Regions from separate parts of the Mus musculus genome. Here region 1 is linked to region 2. Evidence: chromatin loops called from intact Hi-C (ENCODE). Cell type or tissue: heart. All regions are shown on one strand. Links, peaks and the distances in the headings refer to the core of each region. The heading gives the core; the rest is flanking DNA.

What was found. Peaks named below come from ENCODE experiments on the same cell type or tissue, not always from the same donor. Only the 100,000 strongest peaks of a DNase experiment are listed, where the experiment ranks them.
Region 1: it touches region 2 in a loop (2.7-fold over the local background); 1 of 42 quality-filtered maps calls a loop at or near these places.

What each region holds. Positions count from the first base shown.
Region 1 is chr16:56,026,703-56,035,441 of GRCm38, forward strand. Pcnp (PEST proteolytic signal containing nuclear protein) reads right to left here and starts at 3,015. Exons shown (of 5, transcript NM_001024622.2): 1 at 2,901-3,015. The coding sequence starts at 2,964. Trmt10c (tRNA methyltransferase 10C, mitochondrial RNase P subunit) reads right to left here. Exons shown (of 2, transcript NM_029092.4): 2 at 7,018-8,589. The coding sequence starts at 8,568. The coding sequence ends at 7,324. In heart, for the core only: no CTCF peak of the experiment used is centred there; a DNase peak (open chromatin) is centred at 3,049; H3K4me3 peaks cover 3,265 bases; H3K27ac peaks cover 2,271 bases.
Region 2 is chr16:56,127,963-56,136,736 of GRCm38, forward strand. All of the region lies in intron 6 of Senp7 (SUMO1/sentrin specific peptidase 7), which reads left to right. Among named protein-coding and RNA genes, the nearest start is that of Senp7, 57 kb to the left of the region's middle. In heart, for the core only: a CTCF peak has its summit at 3,940 (motif pointing left); no DNase peak of the experiment used is centred there.

The DNA of each region.
Region 1 (8,739 bases), core at 1-8,000, 100 kb before region 2:
CTAGTCATTTTGTCTTCATGTAACCCTCTTAGCAATTATGTAGCAAAATACACAAAGCATTTTAAGAAAAAAGCAAATAAAGCAATGAACTAAAATGGGAAAACAGCAGACAAATATATTACTGATTGTTAATAAACTATTTGTAATTCTAAATATGGGCCACTAGAAAATTCTTTCAAGAAAATTTGAGTGTTAAGACCTATCACTGAATATTAACACTTAATTCATAAGTACCAAATGTTCTTTAAACTCAAACTAATTGAGCATTTGGAACTTTTAATCAAGGATCTCTACTTTGGATTTATTGAGACATTTTGTTTGTTTGTGTTTTGTGGACTGAGTATCACTATGGAATCCTGGGAAGTCTGAACTTCACTATGTAAGGTAGCCCAGGAGGACCTCAAACCCCTACCTGGAACTCCCAAGGGATACTCCTGCTTCCACATCCCAACTGCTGGAATTCAGCACTATGCTTACTAAGACATTTTGTATTTTAGAACTGTGGGCGAAAAAATGTTGAATGACTGTTGACTAATACTGTGAATATCTTTAGTAGTATGAATTATAATGAATAAATGAACAAGCATTTGTGAATAAGAACATCCTTTGTTTTTTTAAAAAAATAATTTATTTTTATTTTCTATACAATGGTGTTTGCCTGAATGTATGTCTGTTTGGACATGTCAGATCTTGAAATTCCAGACAGCTGTGAGATGCCATATAGGTGCTGGGATTTGAACCCAGGTCCTCTGGAAGAGCATTTGCTGCTCTTAATCACTGGGCCATCTCTCCAGCCTCTGCCCTTTCAATTTGTAAGTCATCATTACACAAATTGTTAGCTTTTAGATAAAAAAATATTTTAGCAAAGCCTTCTGTTTATGTGTAAGTTAATATCAATTAAACCAAACCTACTACAATTATTCTCTTTCCCTGACTAGCTGAGATGGGACAACTCCACAAAGGTACCATTCCTGAGTCATGTGCATTCTGGTACCTTGTCTGGGGGAAAAGAAAAAACCAAAACAAAAAACCCCCCAAAACCAAGGACTGCAGTAGCTCTCTGACAGGACAGGTAGTCCATGAGTCCTGTTCTGACACAGGAAATATACACATCACTGAAGTGGCTCTTGGCGTAACCCTTGATAGCTTGAAATGGCTGTGATTACACATTAAGTTGCTTGTCTCTAAATCTAAGTTTCTACTTAAGTTAAAGAGCTACACAGGGGATCGTCTCCCTACTAAAATAGAGCACGGTCGTGAGGCCCAACCCTAGCATAAATGGGGCCTTGGGTTCAACCTCCAGGATCAATAACGAGGTTGAATGAGTAGGGAAACTACTCGTATTTCCAACACCGTGGGCTGTCTCACAGAAGAAAGGTTGCCAAGTCTAGACAAAGTTTTCCAAGAGAGCTGAACACTTGCCTGAAGCTTATCAATTCAATCCTACCTATGGGCGAAATGTTTCAGTTAAGAAACTCTGCATGACCCCTGTATGTCTGATATTAAAGTGAGCTTTACGAAATCAGGCAAATTATGAAGAAAAGGGCTGCTATTTTAAGTTACCAACATAAAATAATCAATGTAACCCCAACACTGTTAAGATGGAAATATTATTCACAGGACAGAATGTCCCTCAACTGAAAGGGTGGCAAGTACACTGCATACATACACACGAATTTCTTTAGACGTTTAAGGTACATTTTAGCAGTACCTTAAAACGATGTTCTCAGTCAAGGCAAAAGGACCTTAAGTTCAAGGCCACCCCAAGATACTTTAGGCTATAGTTTTTCCTCAAACTACTTTTAACATATAGAAGGTCTAAAGTAAGAACTAAAATCATTAGCTATTTTACTAGTTTATTTTTAAAAAAAAACAAAATGAGGAAGAGACCTGAGAAAGTGGCCGTGGCTTGTAATTCCAGTACTCAGGAAGCCAGAGCTAAATGAGCTCCTAGCTCAAACCGGGGGTGGGGTGGGGGCGGGGGTGTTCGGCAATTAACAAACTTGGTAGACCCTACTTTTGGCCTTTATGCGATACTGAACCTATATGTTCTCACATTTAAGTATTTCAAGGATAAGCCCGAAGAAAGCCAGAACAGTGAAAGGCTAAAACATTCTAAGCATGTGCTAATTATCCTTCCGACAAAAGGGCGTAGGGGAAAAGAGACTACGCATTTCTTTTCCTTTATGTACACCATCAAAAATTACGGGGGTAGGAGGAACGAAAAGATAGCTATAATCTGAGTTTAATTTCGCGACAAATTACAGGAAGATCACACCTTCCTACCACGCCAACGAAATATCTGACATAGACTCCGCTGCTGGCAGCCTAAGAAAGATACCGGAAAGAAAGCGAATCAAACCCTAATTTCAAGCGTTTGCTGCTTGAGCCAGATTCCCCTCTCCCCTGCATCGCCTCGACTTATGCCATCGCAGGGTTTATAAATGTTATGTCTGAAAATACAGCAGAGAGTGGGCTGGGGTCTTCCACCTCCGCAGCGAAAAAGAGAGCATCAACCCTCGTTACGTGTAACCGAGAGGCCGGCGACCTCGGAAAGCCGGCATGCGGCCAGTGCCCGCGGCGGCTCGGCGCTCGTGCGGCGGCCTGAGTGCGCAGCGGGCCCTGAGCTCTCTGCTGTTCGGACTCCCGGGCCAAGCTCCCACCTCCCTTCGCACCGCCCGGTGGTAACCGGCGGCCTCTCTGATTAGGCGACGCGGACCTCGATCTCCCCCGCGGGCCACACCGGGCGTGCCCGGCACTCATCAGGGCCCAGCCCCTGGCCGGGCGAGCGCCAGCTCCGCCGGCTCCTGCGATGCCGGAAAGCCCCCCAACCCGCCCTGGGAACCCCAAAGAAAGGCCGGAGTAGCCCCCGTAGCCCGCGACGCTGGGGTTGTGTTCACCTCCGGCGGCTCCGGCTCGCTGCGGCTTCTCTGGCTTCTCCTCTCCCGCCTTCCCGTCCGCCATCTTCCTCGCCGCGGCCTCCCCCTGCAGCCCGGGCAAGAACGTCACGGCCCCGCCCAGCAACCACAAAGCTTCGGGCGGGCCAGCGAGGCCGCAGCCTAGAGAGGACCTGGAACCCGAGACGGGGACGGATGTGACGTCGTTGGCTGGAACGAGGTGTGTGGTGACGGCTATGGAGGACTGGGCGGTGGGATGGCACGTCCGGGTTAGTACGGACTCACCGATCGTGGAACGGTGGGTTCAATCCTAGGTGCTTCCACGCTCAGCGGTGGTCGCGGCTGGTCCTTCATTTTACGGGATAGGGCTGTGTTCTTACAGAGAAACGTCAGCAGTTAACGGACGCTGTCTTAGTGTTGACACCGTCCAGTGCGGTCCGGTGTGCAATTATCGTTTCCATTTGTGCAATGACACCGAAAAGAGACTTATGGAAGATCACGTCGTAGAGCCTTACGGAAATTGGGGCGGAAGAAATTTCCGCGGCTTTTGCATTCGTGAAAAATTCAGCGTGAGAGTTGTAGCAAGCAAGCAAACATTAAAAGCAGAAATAGGTATACGTGGAGGTCAAGGGCGCTTCCTGCTGTTTCAGAGGACAGTTCAATTCCCAGTTGGGTGGTCTACAGTTAACTGATAACTCCAGTTCCAGAAATCCGACTACTAAGAGTTCACACTCACTTGCATATATTCAAACACCTGTTTAAAAAAAAATACATAAAAAACAAACAAAATCCCCGGCTACACTCCGAAGGGCAGGAGCTGTCTTTCTTACGGAGAAGGGTAGTTTGCTCTACTGCAGTTTGGAGATGTCGGCTTTGTATCTACCCTATTCCACTCATCCCTTCTCTAATAACGTTTAAAATACGCCCCAGCCCAGCTTCAACGTTCGGAATTGCTTTGAATTAGAAGTTATTCACTTCTTGGTGTTTTTCAAGGAGTTTTCTTTACTCCTATAAAACTGTCTGGAGTAAAACTGTCTGCTGGTTAAATCGCCCTATTCTTTCAAGGTAAAAGTATCCGACAGAGTTTTATCATAAAAGCTAGTGCCAGTCTTGTCTCTTAACCTTCATGGACACAATGAACAGCACAAGAGTTGTCTTGTAGCGTTCCCTGCCTCTGTGCTAGCACCAGCACTTGTCTTATACTCAACAGTAAAATACAGGACTCGTCTCTTCCAGATTGGAAACACCTGTTAAGTCCTGCCTCTCCTAGAAACCTTTAGTAGATTCATTTAGTGTCAATGAAATCCATGCATCAAGTATGCTACAGCCTCATCTGTTTCTTACTTCTTTTTCTCTATACTCATTCCTCTGCCCAAATTTGGTCAATTCCTAGCCTGTAATATACACCCAGTATTAGAGAATATAGTTCATTCTGTCCTCCAAGCAACATTGAGTGTTGCTGTCCACAGACCTGCTTTTACTTCTCCATAAAATATCAGTGGACTGTTGGTTGTACCTCAGTTGGCCAAGTGATTGCCTAACGTGCAAAACCCATGGTGGGTTTCATCTCCAACACTGCATAATGAAGTGGTGGCACATATGTCTAATTCCAGTACTTGGGAAGTGGAGATAGGATCAGCCTGGGGTATGGGAGACCCTGTATCCAAATAAATGCTAGTACCCCTTCAACAGGTGATCATGGGATAAAGGTATCATCCTTAGCTACACAGCCATTTCAGTACCTGCCTGAGCTCCATGAGGGCCTACCCCCAAACTAAAACAACAGAACAGAGAAACATGGATGTTGGTAACAGTGGCTATACTGAATCATCCGGTTATCTCAAGATCAGAGTTTGGATCCCTAGTATTCACATAAAGCTGGGGTGCCAGTCATCCTAGTGCCAGAGAGGGAGAGGCTGAGACAGGAGGTCCCCTGGGGTTTGCTGGCCAGCCAGTCCAGCCAAGTCGGCCACCTCCAGGTTGTATCAAAAGTTAAAGTGGCACCAGGGATGGTGGCCATGCCTTTAATCTCACTCAGGTGGATCTTAAAGGCAGCTTAGTCTACATAGTGAAAACACAACTCAAGATAACTAAGACAGTCCAACGACACATGTGTGCATACCCACATGTACACACACATCAGCATATAGGCACAAAAAATTAAAACTAAAAAGCAGCCACATTTCATAGCACCTTGTATTGGTGGTTACCTACACGAAAGCTGTTCGGTATCTGTGAATGAATAACTCAGGCTTCAAGTAGAGATGGGGAGCACTTACCCATTCAGTTCACTGTTTAGCACATAATTATATGTAAGTGACCAGGAAACTGTCGTATAGTAGTATTTAACTCCTGCTTGGTTCACCATGTCTCCTATATGGCTTTAGAGGATAGTATTTACGATTCTCACATTTCTTGTGCCATTAATACCAGCACTTGGGAGGCAGAGGTATGTGGGTGTCAGTGAGCTCAAAGCCAAAGATATACCACAGACCCTTTCTCGGGGAGGGGATATTATGTATCACTCTAGATTGCTGTTTCCTCATGTAAACTTGGCGGCCTCCAATGTGCTGTTAAGCTGAGACCTCGATTCCCAGCAAAGACCCCAAAACCCAAACCATGTGGCTGGGAACAGAAACATGGCTGGGCCATCAGAAACCAGGTTCAGTTCCCATAAACCATGTTGGACATCTTACAACTTACTTGTAACTATAGCAAGGGATATGATGTTTCCTTCTGGTCTCATGGGTACTCACATACACAATACATTCACACAAGCAAGTACACATTAAAGTAAATAAAAACAGGGCCGGAGAGATGGCTCAGCAGTTAAGAACACTAACCGCTCTTCCAGAGTTCAATTCTCAGCAACCATATGGTGACTCACAACCATCTGTAATAGATATCCAATGCCGCCTTGTGGTGTGTCTGAAGACAGTGTCAGTATACACACATACATGAAATAAATAAATCTTTAAAAGGAAAGTAAAAAATAGTAAAAATATAGCTGTCTTAGGAGGGTTTTTATTACTGTGAGGTGACACCATGACCACAGCAACTCTTATAAAGGACAACATTTAATTAGGGCTGGCTGACAGTTCCAAAGTGTTAGCCTGTTACTGTCATGGCAGGAAGGATGTTGGCAGGTACAGTGCTGGGGAAGGGGCTGAGAGTTCTCCATCTGGATCCACAAATAGACTGACTGCCTGCCGCATTTGCATGGCCTGAGATCTGAAACTTCAAAGCCAACCTCCTAGAAGTGATGCACTTCCTCTAAGGGAAGGAAGCCATAACTATTCCAACAAGGCCATACCTAACAGTGCCAATCCCCAAGGACCTATCTGTGGGCATCACTTTATTCAAACAACAATAACTTCTAAGACGTATTTAAAAACCATGTGGCTGAAGAAACAGTATTTCCTAGAAATGCTATCCATACAATAAGTACTATGTATTAACCAGGTATTAATGTCAGCTTTTGTATTCATGTGTGTATATGCCTGCATGAGCTGTGTTTACCACATTTCATACAGGTGCCCTTAGAGTCCAGAGTGTGTCAGACCCACCAGAACTAGAGTTACAGGGGTTGCAAGCCACCCAAAGTGGTGCTGGGAACTGAATTTAAGTTCTCTACAAGAGTCCACTGAGACATCATTCTGGTCCAGACACATTTTCTGTCCTAAAAAATTGCTTTTATTTACTCCAAACTCAATTTTCATAGTATTAGGATTTCCCCTAACATGCTAGGGAAAACCAGTTTTTGGACAATCAAGATTATGTAATGCAATATACCTTAACTTAGTGCCTGGAACACAACCAATGTTATATACAGGCTTTAATTTCATAATTAGAGCTTCAAATTTTAAAAGCTTTAATCTATTTCCTCATGAAAGAACAGTTTCTAACATGGATAAATAAAGAGTATGTATAATGGAGCCAGTCATGGTGATTCAGGCCTGTACTCCCATCATTTGGGAAGTGGAAGTGGAGAATTAGGGTTGAACCTGGCATAGGCTACTGGAGACGTGCCTTCCCTCCCCCAAAACAAAACTCACAAAACAACCCAAATCAACCCTCAAACCAAAATGGACAATAAAGTCTGATATTCAAAGAATCGATTAAAAATAAATAATATTAACTTTTATTGTGTTCAATTCTAGATTAATTATAAACTTGATTGTTTTTACAACAAATAAAACATACTTTCAAAGTTTTGCTGATACATACGTCTAGTCTGGCCTTGATGGAGGACAAGGCTACATGGAAATCCTGTTGCAAAAAAGCAAAGAAGAAGAAAAAATAGGCAAACCTCTACTGTTAGTCTAGAGAGACTGACTTTAAGAGATAATTCCATTTAGGAATAACTACATTCTTGTCACCATACTTTCAGCCTGTTTTCTTCTTTCACCATACTTTCTCACTTAGGTCACCTTTTCCACGTGCGCACATTTAAGGAGCCTTTTCGAAATGAATTTAAAGTCTTTGTCTTCTTCAGTTTCCTAACAAGTTCCTGAGATTGCTCAGAAACCTCTAAATAACCAGTATGCTTTCTCCTGGGAACAAACTTGAGAGCCTCTTCCCAGTTACCAGTGTTTTTCAGGCAGAGCAAAATTCGGATCATCTGATCTAAGGTGAGATTTTTGTTACCAATTTCCCATTGTAAATATTTATCTAGTGGAAGGCACTCTGTTGCTATGTTTAACCGTTTGGCCTTGGCTAAGGATGTTCCTGTCTGTGTATTTTTATCAACAAATGATCCAATTATATAAATTTTATCATGCTTGAAGGTAGTCATAACATTGGGAGAATCTGCAGTTAAATATATAATACTGTCCTTTGGAAATAAATCAACAGGAGACTTTTCTGTTGCTGTTAAGAGCAATTTGTCCCATTTTTCTCTATAACGTTTAACTAATTCTCTATGATAAGCACTATCTATTTTAAGATTGCAGAAATAAATGTGGAAAGGATCAACATTTCTTCTGTTCCATCCTTCACTTTCTAAAAGTTGAGAAACAGTATTCTGCAGTTCACTTGGTTTCATGTAATTATCATAGGCCATGTCAAAAACCAAAGGCTGTCCAAACTGCATAGCCTGGACACCCTTCCAACCCAGTGCAATGTTGATCTGTCGATCCCATAGTCGAAGAAACATGAAGTCTTGCTGTTGTTCTTCTGCGGTGGTCTCTAGCAACCTGGCCCTTTTTGCTTCTTCCCTGGCCTCCGCTTTCATCTCCTTCTTTACCTGCTTAGCTTTTTTCGCCTTTTCCTTCCCATACAGATACCGTAAGTATTTCTTCTTGGCTGATTTAGAGGCACATTCCATAAGGGTTTTGAGATCTTCTTCAGTAATATGTTCTGGTACTTCTTTGCCAAGCAATCTCCACATCTCAATTAGTTCTCTGGTTGAGGCGAGGGAATCTTCATCTTTGTCTGAGACCTCTGAAACACCATCTTCTTGAATGCTCGACTTCATTGTAGCTTTCCACCCATCCAATTCTAGCTGCTCAGGAGGGGATGCACTGTCCTTATTATGACAAGACAAAGAAGGTGCTTTGGAGGACATGTATCTCTGCAGAACTCCTGAATATAAATGACTTCTCTTCCTATGAAAGGTATATGGCACCAGACATCTGGCAAAAGGTCTTAAGAAACGGACAGTCACATTCATTTTGAAGAAATGTGAGGAACCCTGTAAAAGAAGAAAAAATTAAGTTGAAGATTTAAAATTTTTTTAACTATGAAACTGGTCACCCCGCCCTGCCCTCTGGCAGACTGGATATGAGAGCTACTAATGAATGATTGGTGAGGTATAGGCCTCAGCTCAGCAGGAGCAGAAGCC
Region 2 (8,774 bases), core at 600-8,599:
TAATAAAAGTTAGCGAGTGTGGTTGAGAGACTTTTCGCTCTGCAGCCCAGCTATGCAGTCTTAGACTTGTGATCCTTTGCCTTCTTGCAAGTGCGATGCTTCCTTTGTGTGGGTACCACTAAGCCTGACTGCCAGACGGTTAAAAACTTTTTGTTGATTCTTTGTGAATTCCACATCAGGATCCCCAATCCTACTTATCTTTAACCCTGTTCCTATGTATCCACCCTCTGCCCTTGCAACCTCCCCCAAAAAGAAAAGAAAAAAGAAAAGAAGAAAACAACAACAATCAACAACTCCCCCCAAAACATAAAAAATATCATCATGGAAGTTGTATTGTGTCACAGTACACACTTGACCACACATTTTTCCTTGCAAATGTTCATTGCAATGGTCATTGGTCTGGTTTGAGACCTCTGGCTTCTGCTACACTATCAATACTGGATCCTCACCAGGACTCTTCTTGGATATCCTGTTGTTGCCCTGTGTCCTGGAGATCCTGCAGTTTCAGATATGTAGGACTAGGCCTTTTCATGCACCCAGTAGTTCTTGGATGGGGTAGATGTTGGGTGGGCCAACTCATAGCTCTGGATCTGGGCCTAGGAGGAGTTGAGTTGGTTAGCCTGCCAGCTCTCCTGCACAGCACCACCAGGGTAAGCTCTCCAGCACTGCTCCAGGTAGCTCATCCAGTGCTGCAGCTAGCAAGGGGCAGGGTCAGCTCTCCTCTTATACCCTCAGGTCTGATGTCTTAGGGTTTAATTGCTGTGAAGAGACACCATGACCAGGACAACTCTTTTTTTTTTTTTTTCCATTTTCTTTTTTCTTCTTCTTGGTTTTCTGCGACAGGGTTTCTCTGTGTAGCCCTGGCTGTCCTGGAACTCACTTTGTAGACCAGGCTGGCCTTGAATTCAGAAATTCGCCTACCTCTGCCTCCCAAATGCTGGAATTACAGGACAACCCTTATAAAGGCAAACATTTAATTTTGGCTGGCTTACGGTTTCAGAGATAAAGTCCATTATCATCATGGCAGAAAGTATGGCAGCCTGCAGGCAGACATGGTGCTGGAGAAGGAGCTGAGGGTTCTACATCTTGGTCTGAAAGCAGCCAGAAGACTCTCTTCAGCAAGCTGCTGGGAGGTGGCTCTCTTCTGCATGGCCTCTGGTGGTAACAGGGGCAGGGGACATCGACACAGACCCTGGCTGTGATAGGACCATGGACCCAGCCATGGCAACAGCATGGGCCCAGATGTCCCAGTGGCCTTAGGTGGCAGTGCAGGCCACTCAGCACAGACCACAGACATGTGCTTGGCTTTTGGTGGTAACGCCAGGCACAGGTTTCAACACAGACCTCTCATGCAGCAGACCCAGACACGGTCCTTTCCTAGAACCTCTCCATGGCCTCCTCATATCCGCCTGTTCCTTACCACCATCAAGTCCCCAGTTTCATCTTTATCTATAGTATATGAACCTCTCTGCTTCATTCTCTCCCATCTTCCCACTGTGTACACCAGCTTTCCCAATTTTTCCATCACATATTTGCCCATAATAATGTGGCACTTGGAGCAAGCTCTTGCATGTCTTTCTTCTGGCTGGGGTGGCCACTTGGGTGTTTTTCTTCTGGCTGTTCCAGGATGGCCTGGCTTGAGTGGGCATTTGGGTGAATTTCTTCCACCCTCCTCAGGCCATAGGGACCAGGGTGGGCATCTTTCTTTGGGCTACCCCAGGCCAGTGGGAATCAAATGGGCTGACTTCTAGATTTATTTATTTATTTGTTTATTTATTTTTTTGTAGTGGTGGTCCCTGAGAGCTCTAGGGGTACTGGGTGGTTCATATTGTTATTCCTCCTATGGGGCTGCAAACCTCTTCAGTTCCTTGGGTCCTTTCTGGAGGACCAATGGGGACCCTGTGCTCAGTCCAGTGGTTGGCTGAGAGCATCTGCCTCTGGATTTGTCAGGTACTGGTAGAGCCTCTCAGGAGACAGCTATATCAGGCTCCTGTCAGCAAGCACTTGTTGGCATCCACAATAGTGTCTGGGTTTGGTGGTTGTATATGGGATGGCTCCCCAGGTGGGGCAGTCTCTGGATGGCCTTTCCTTCAGTCTCTGCTCCATACTTTGTCTCTGTATCTCCTCCCATGGGTATTTTTGTTCCCTCTTCTAAGAAGGATCAAAGCATCCATACTTTGGTCCTCCTTCTTCTAGAGCTTCTGTGGTCTGTGAATTGTGACTTCTAGATTTTTAAACATTCATCTGCTAAATACTAGTCAAATGTATTTTCATCTTTAAGTCTGTAGAATTTAGAGCTTTCATTTCAGTGACAATTTGTTCTGGTCTTCATGTCCCCAGCTCCCCAACTGTCTTCTTCAAGCTTATATTTTTCACTGTAAATATTATACTTAAAGTTACCCTTTTAAAGGTGTATAACAAATTTCTTAACATTTTTAACAAGTGTTATCTTTAAAATTTTTTTTTATTTCTTACAAGCTTCTGAAATCTTCATATCTAATTTATGATGCATCAAAGATAATTTATGTATTAGGTTTCTGTTCTACTCCTTTCTGTTTTTGTGACAATATTTTGGCAAAAAGCTACTTATAGGAAAATGTTTTACTTTAGCTCATAATTCCAGGTTATAATCTGTCACTGTGGGTAAGTCACAATGACAGGAGCTTGAAGCAGCTTATTACACTGTATCCACAGCCAAGACCAGAGAGAAGTAAATGCATGTATGTTCATATGTGTATGTTCATGCGTGTATGTTCATACGTGTATGTTCATGCGTGCTTGCTTGTGTTCAGAAACAGAAGCATGTTCATGCATAGCTCAGGATTTCCTGCCCGTGTGTCAGTGCCTAAAGCAGTGAATGGAGTTAAGACCATCCGCCACAGACATGCTTCCAGGCTAACCCAGAGTAGACTGTTCTCCACTGAGACACTGTTCCCACGGGATTCTAGCTTATGTCAGGTTCATAGTTAAAGCTAGCTAGCACAGTCTTTAAAAAAAATTCCCTTCTTTAAAAAAAAAATGTCAATGGTGGGCTTGAGAGGAGGTTCAGTGTTTAGACAGCAGCTTCTCTTGTAGAGCGCCTGGGTTCTGTTCCTAGCACCCACATGATGGCTCACAGCCATCTGTAACTCCAGTTTCTAGGGGTCAGATGCCCTCTCCTGACCTTTGTGAACACTGGGCACTCAACTGGCACACATACATACATGCAGGCAGAACGTTCAGACGCATAAAATTAAAAAAAATAGCTAAAAAATAATCTAAAAGATTTTCAGTATTATTCAGACAGTAGATTGAATATATAATTAGAGATTTAAGAAATGCATTTATTATATTATTTTATGTGTTTTTTCCCCTACTCTAGTAGAGTGAAAGCATCTTGCTTAAGGAAAGGTTTTGTGCCATATTTATCTTTATATTCACTCTTAACTTAATGCATTTGAATTTTATACAACTAGGTTAATGTCTATGACATTGAACCTTGAGCTTAATTTTTCTGAACTGTAAAAAGTCAATTAATTTTGGAAATACTACTTTACAAAAATGTTTACATTGTCATTGAAAAATTTCCATCCTATCTTTATACACATGGAACTTTTGCCTGTATATATATATGTCTGTACTCCATGTGCGGTGTCCTTGCAGCTGAGAAGAGAGTGTTGGATTCCCTGGAACAGGAATTACAGTTGGTTGTGAGCTGCTATGTGGATACTAGGAATCAAACCCTGTTCTTCTGGAAGAACATCTCCCAGCCTCATTGAATTGTCTTTTAAATATCACGTGAAAATTTTTCTGCATATAAAAATCATATAGGGCTGGTGAGATGGCGGTTAATAACACTGGCTGTTCTTCTAGATTTCCGAAGTTCAATTTCCAGCAACCACATGATGCCTCACCATTTATAAAGGGATCTGTTGCCCCCTTCTGGCATGTAGGTGTACATGCAGACAGAGCACTCCTACATTTAAATAAATATATAAATTAAAAAATATGTGAAATAAACAAGTGTTCTAATGTAAGCATGTTTTGTTGAAATTTATGATGATGTTTTCCTATAGGATATAAATTACAGTGGGCTAGATTCATGTAATTAAGGAAATAGTTCTTGTGAGAGGTGTAGGAAGCTATCTGTTGTAATCTGCGCTTTTCAGGCTTTACTCCAAAGAGGAATAATAAGTGTAAGTATGACATTTTTGCTTCTTTCCAGGATCTCTTCAGTGAAAACTCTCTCTTCAAGTTCCTTAAAATTTGTTGTGAAGTTTCTGGGTAGCTTTGATGTGTTCTCTGAAAATCAGTTCTTCTGTTGTCAAATGTCTTTAGTTCTTATATTTGGAATAAACATAAATGTAGCTAGATCTGAATTCAGCTTTCATCCGTATTGCTGACACACTGAGTTACCCTGGCAAGTTCGTTGTATCTTTTAAACAGGGATAAGAATATATGTCTCTTTGGATTGATGTGTAGATTTAAGTAAAAACCATAATCCAGTGCTTGATAATAAATAGTAACATTTTTTTCTTATTGCTGGTAATAAAACAAATTCTGTTAAATATTATTGCTGTAGTTGATGCTTCTGAAGGTGTCTGTCCTGGAATACGAGAATGACCTGAGACCACTGTTGCCAACAGCACTGTGGCAAAGCGTTTGTCAGAGTTTGGTCAGCCTCACCGTTAGTTTAAGGAGTTCAGAGCTCCTCCGAGGAAACAGTAGTTCTCTCTTTTCTTAAAATGGGTCATTTTGAAAGGAGAATTCAGAATAGTTAGTGGAAATATGTAGACTCATAACTCTACCATCACTTTAGTAGATACATCACAATATAACTGAAATATAAGATGAACACAGAATAGATTTGACATCTGTTGTAACCATCCTTACCCACTTCAAAAGCAGAATGGATATATAGAAATTATTTAGAGCTTCTCAGAGACAGACTGTCTGTTAATTATTGCTATTATTATTATTCTGTTATTTCAAAGAATGTGGTAACATGCCAATCCTTATTATACATAACACCAAGTACAAACTCTGACAGTAGATCAATGCGGCTTGTAACCATAGAAACTTGTTTCCTCTGAAAAACTTTACACTTATGCACTTAATACGAGCAAATATTATGTGAAGAATAAAAATCTCTGTGTTAGCCTTATTCTACCAAGAGATGTTACTACTCCCTGTTACAGATAATCAGAATAGAATTATTTGGGAAGGAAAGTTTTAATTTACATCAGAAATCAAGAGTTGATAGAAAATACCAGTGTTGAATAGAAAATTTAAATTACTTACTTCAGGTAGAATATTTGCTTATTCAACATGGCAATTTTCATTATCTTAACATATAAACCTTAATTATTATACTTTAATCATGAAATAATTTTAAACTAAGGCCTATTTTAGATACTCATTGTTCTTTCCTTTTAATTGTTTTAATTTTTTTTGATAATTTCATATGTGAGTACTGTATTTACAACAATTCTGTGCCCATCCCCATCTCTTTTTCCCCATTTCCTCTCATATTCATGACCTCTTCCTCTTTAATTATTGTTTCATTTATATACATGTATATACAGACATGTATATATAAAAGCAACTTGCTGAGTCCATTAGCGTTTCTTTTATGTTATATGTTTAGGGCTGGTGATATGGGATTGCGTAACTGGCTGGAGCTCATCCCTGGAAAATGCTAAACCTTTCTCTCAGCAGCCATTTCTTGTAGCTTGGCTAGGAAAGGACTGTGTGAGATTTTCCCTATCCACCTTAGCATTGGGCAGCCATATTGCTGAGATTTCACAGGTGCCCCTTACACAGCCTTTCTTTGCCCTCTTGTGTGATGTTCCTTGAGCCTTAGGTGTAGGTTGTGATGTAGATTCATCACTCCTTGCTTTGTTCTCTGTTATTTCCAACAGTTTTGCCTTTCTGTAATGGACTCTTACCTGCTGCAAAAAGATTTACATTTATGTGTGGGTATTAGGATAAATTCTTAGAATGCAGTTAGAATTTATTCTGGTTTAGGAAAGTGGTAAGAGCAGATTCTCCTCCAGGGTCCATCACCTCAGCAGTCCCAGGCCATTTTTTAGGTTTATAGTAGTGGGTGTGAATTTCCTCCTATTGAGTGAATCTTAAGCCTAGTGAAGTGGCTGTTGTTTACTCTCAAGATATGAGTGCCACTATTGCACCTTCGGGGAAATCATGCCACGTGGTCATTGTGGTTCGCAGGTCTTACATCTGGGTAGGACGACTGCTTTTCTCCTTTGGCAGTTTGCAGCACCTTCTGATACTGTGAGAAGTGGTTTTCAAGGAGGAGGCTTCCAGGTCCTATCCAGCTGGATTTCTCCAGTCGTGTGTCTCAAGTGTGCTGTGTCTTTAGCAACAGGATCTTCCCTTCAACTTCTGGAAGGCAGCCAAGGGCAGTTGACAATAGTCTGTATTGTTTTGGGAGTCTCTTGGTTCTGGCACAGCTGACTTTGTATTGCTTATGTTTTTGGGGATGGAATTTTGTAGTGATGCCATCACCTTTTCTTTGATAGGTGATGGCATTTCTTTGATAGAAAAGGTATTTTATAACCAGAGTTCATTGCTAATTATTGGTCTAAACAGGTTTAATTCTCCATGAGTCAGTTTTGCGAGTTGGTATATGTTTAGGAATTTATAATTTTTTTCCCCAGAGTTTTCTGGTTTGGGGCATATAAATTATAATATTCTCATGATACTTTTCATTTTAGACTTCTCTGTTGTAATATCTTCATTTTTCTAATTTTCAACTGTTTTAGTTTTTCTAAGGGTCTTAAAATTGTCTACTACCTTTTCAAATAACCAACTTTTAGTTTTGTTCATCTTTTGAACTGTTTTCCTCGATTGTGTTTCTGTTGAAATCTTTACTGTTTTTTCTTCTGTTATTACTCTCCTTTTTTGCTAACATTAAATCATTTACTTAGTGATTTTTAATAATTGTTAACTACTAGCATATAAAATAACCTTTCTTTTGACATGTTTTTAAAGATTAATTTAAATTGTGTGTGTGTGTGCGCGCGCGCGCGCGCCTGTGTGCACATACATGTGTATAAAGGGAGTGCTGGTGCCCTTGGAGGCCAGAGGTGGTGTGCTGGAGTTACAGGTGGTTGTGAGCTGCCCAACTCTAATTAACTCTGGTGCTCTGGAGGAATTGAACTCTGATCCTCTGCAAGAGCAAGCTTGTCCCCTTTAACCACTGAGGCACTTCTCCAGCTTTTACTGGGATGTTTTATACATGCATATCATTATACTTTGATCAGTTTTGCTCCTGCCTACCCTGGTCTCTTCTCTTTTGCCGGTCTGCTGCTTCTTTCAGATAGCTCTACTGCTTTCATGTCACATGTATTTTTTACACTTTTGTTCCTGCAGTACCCCTCGCCTCTATACTGGACCCACTGTCTATATTTGAATTTAAGTCCAGACCCACTGTCTATATCTGAATTTAAGTCCAGATTCTTCATCTGAGAGAAAGCATACACTCTTCATCTCTCTGTGTCTGGCTTATATCACTTAACACTTTCCTGCAATGTTAGAATTTTTATTATTTCTCACAGCTGACTGAAATTCTATTGTGTTTATTTATAACATTCTCTTCATGCATTATTCTACCACTGGTGTTTCAGGTGTGTTCCTAACCACATAACCACGCCTCCAGCCTCTCTTTCAGGTCTACCACCTATAGGACTATGCTAGCTTCAGGCAGGGAATATTTGCATTCAAAACTCAAGTTCATGTTTTAAATTTCTGCTGCAATAGTTTTTTTTTCTGTTTCATTACTTTTTTACTTCATTTCAAATTTTAAAGTTTTGTTTATAGTGTCTAGTAGTATTTTGCTGAGAACTTAATAAAAAAAATCCAACAAAACACCATATAGTGTTACTTATATGGTTTTAGTCTTAAAGGTCTTGAAATCGCTTGAGAATGAACTGACTTAGTCAAAAGCTTTTTGTAAGTCAAATTGTCTTATTTTAAGTATTTGAGATTTTAGTTTCTAATTTATAAGTAAAACACTTAATTAACGTAAATTTAATGGGCTCAGTAGTGTAATCATAGCAGTGACTGATCCTTTTTCTGCGACACTACATTGGTAATATTTGGTTACTCTAGCTTTTAAGTTTACAATTCATTCCTTATATTCTGATCACTTGTCCTAGGTTATTCTTACTCATTTTTGGTGTCACTGTCACTTATCTGAGTTACCTCAGTTGTGAATCCCTTGCATTTTAACTTTGAAACTGCTCAAGATATGCCTTCAGGAATAGAGAATAGTATTATATTACACTTTCTGAGATTTAACTAATATATTCCGTGTGTGTGTGTGTGTGTGTGTGTTGTGTGTGCAGGTGTATCAAATTTGCTCATGTTTTAAAAGGAAGTATTGCAGAAAGTCAAGATGGTATTTTTTACCCTGTCTTTTAAGTAATCTATTGTTCACATAGGTTTGAACTCTTCCAGGCTAAAGTTTTTATATTCTCTTTCATATGTATTTTCTTTTGTATTTAAAAAAATGTTAAAAGTTTTATTCTTAAGGTTCTGTAAGGCAAAGGGCAAAACAGCAACCAACAGATTGGGAAAAGATCTTTACCAATCCTATATCCAATAGAGGGCTAATATCCAATATATACAAAGAACTCAAGAAATTAGACTTCAGAGAATCAAATAACCCTATCAAAAAATGGGGAACAGAGCTAAACAGAAAATTCTCAACTGAGGAAACTCGAATGGCCGAGAAGCACCTAAAGAAGTGTTCAACATCCTTAGTCATCAGG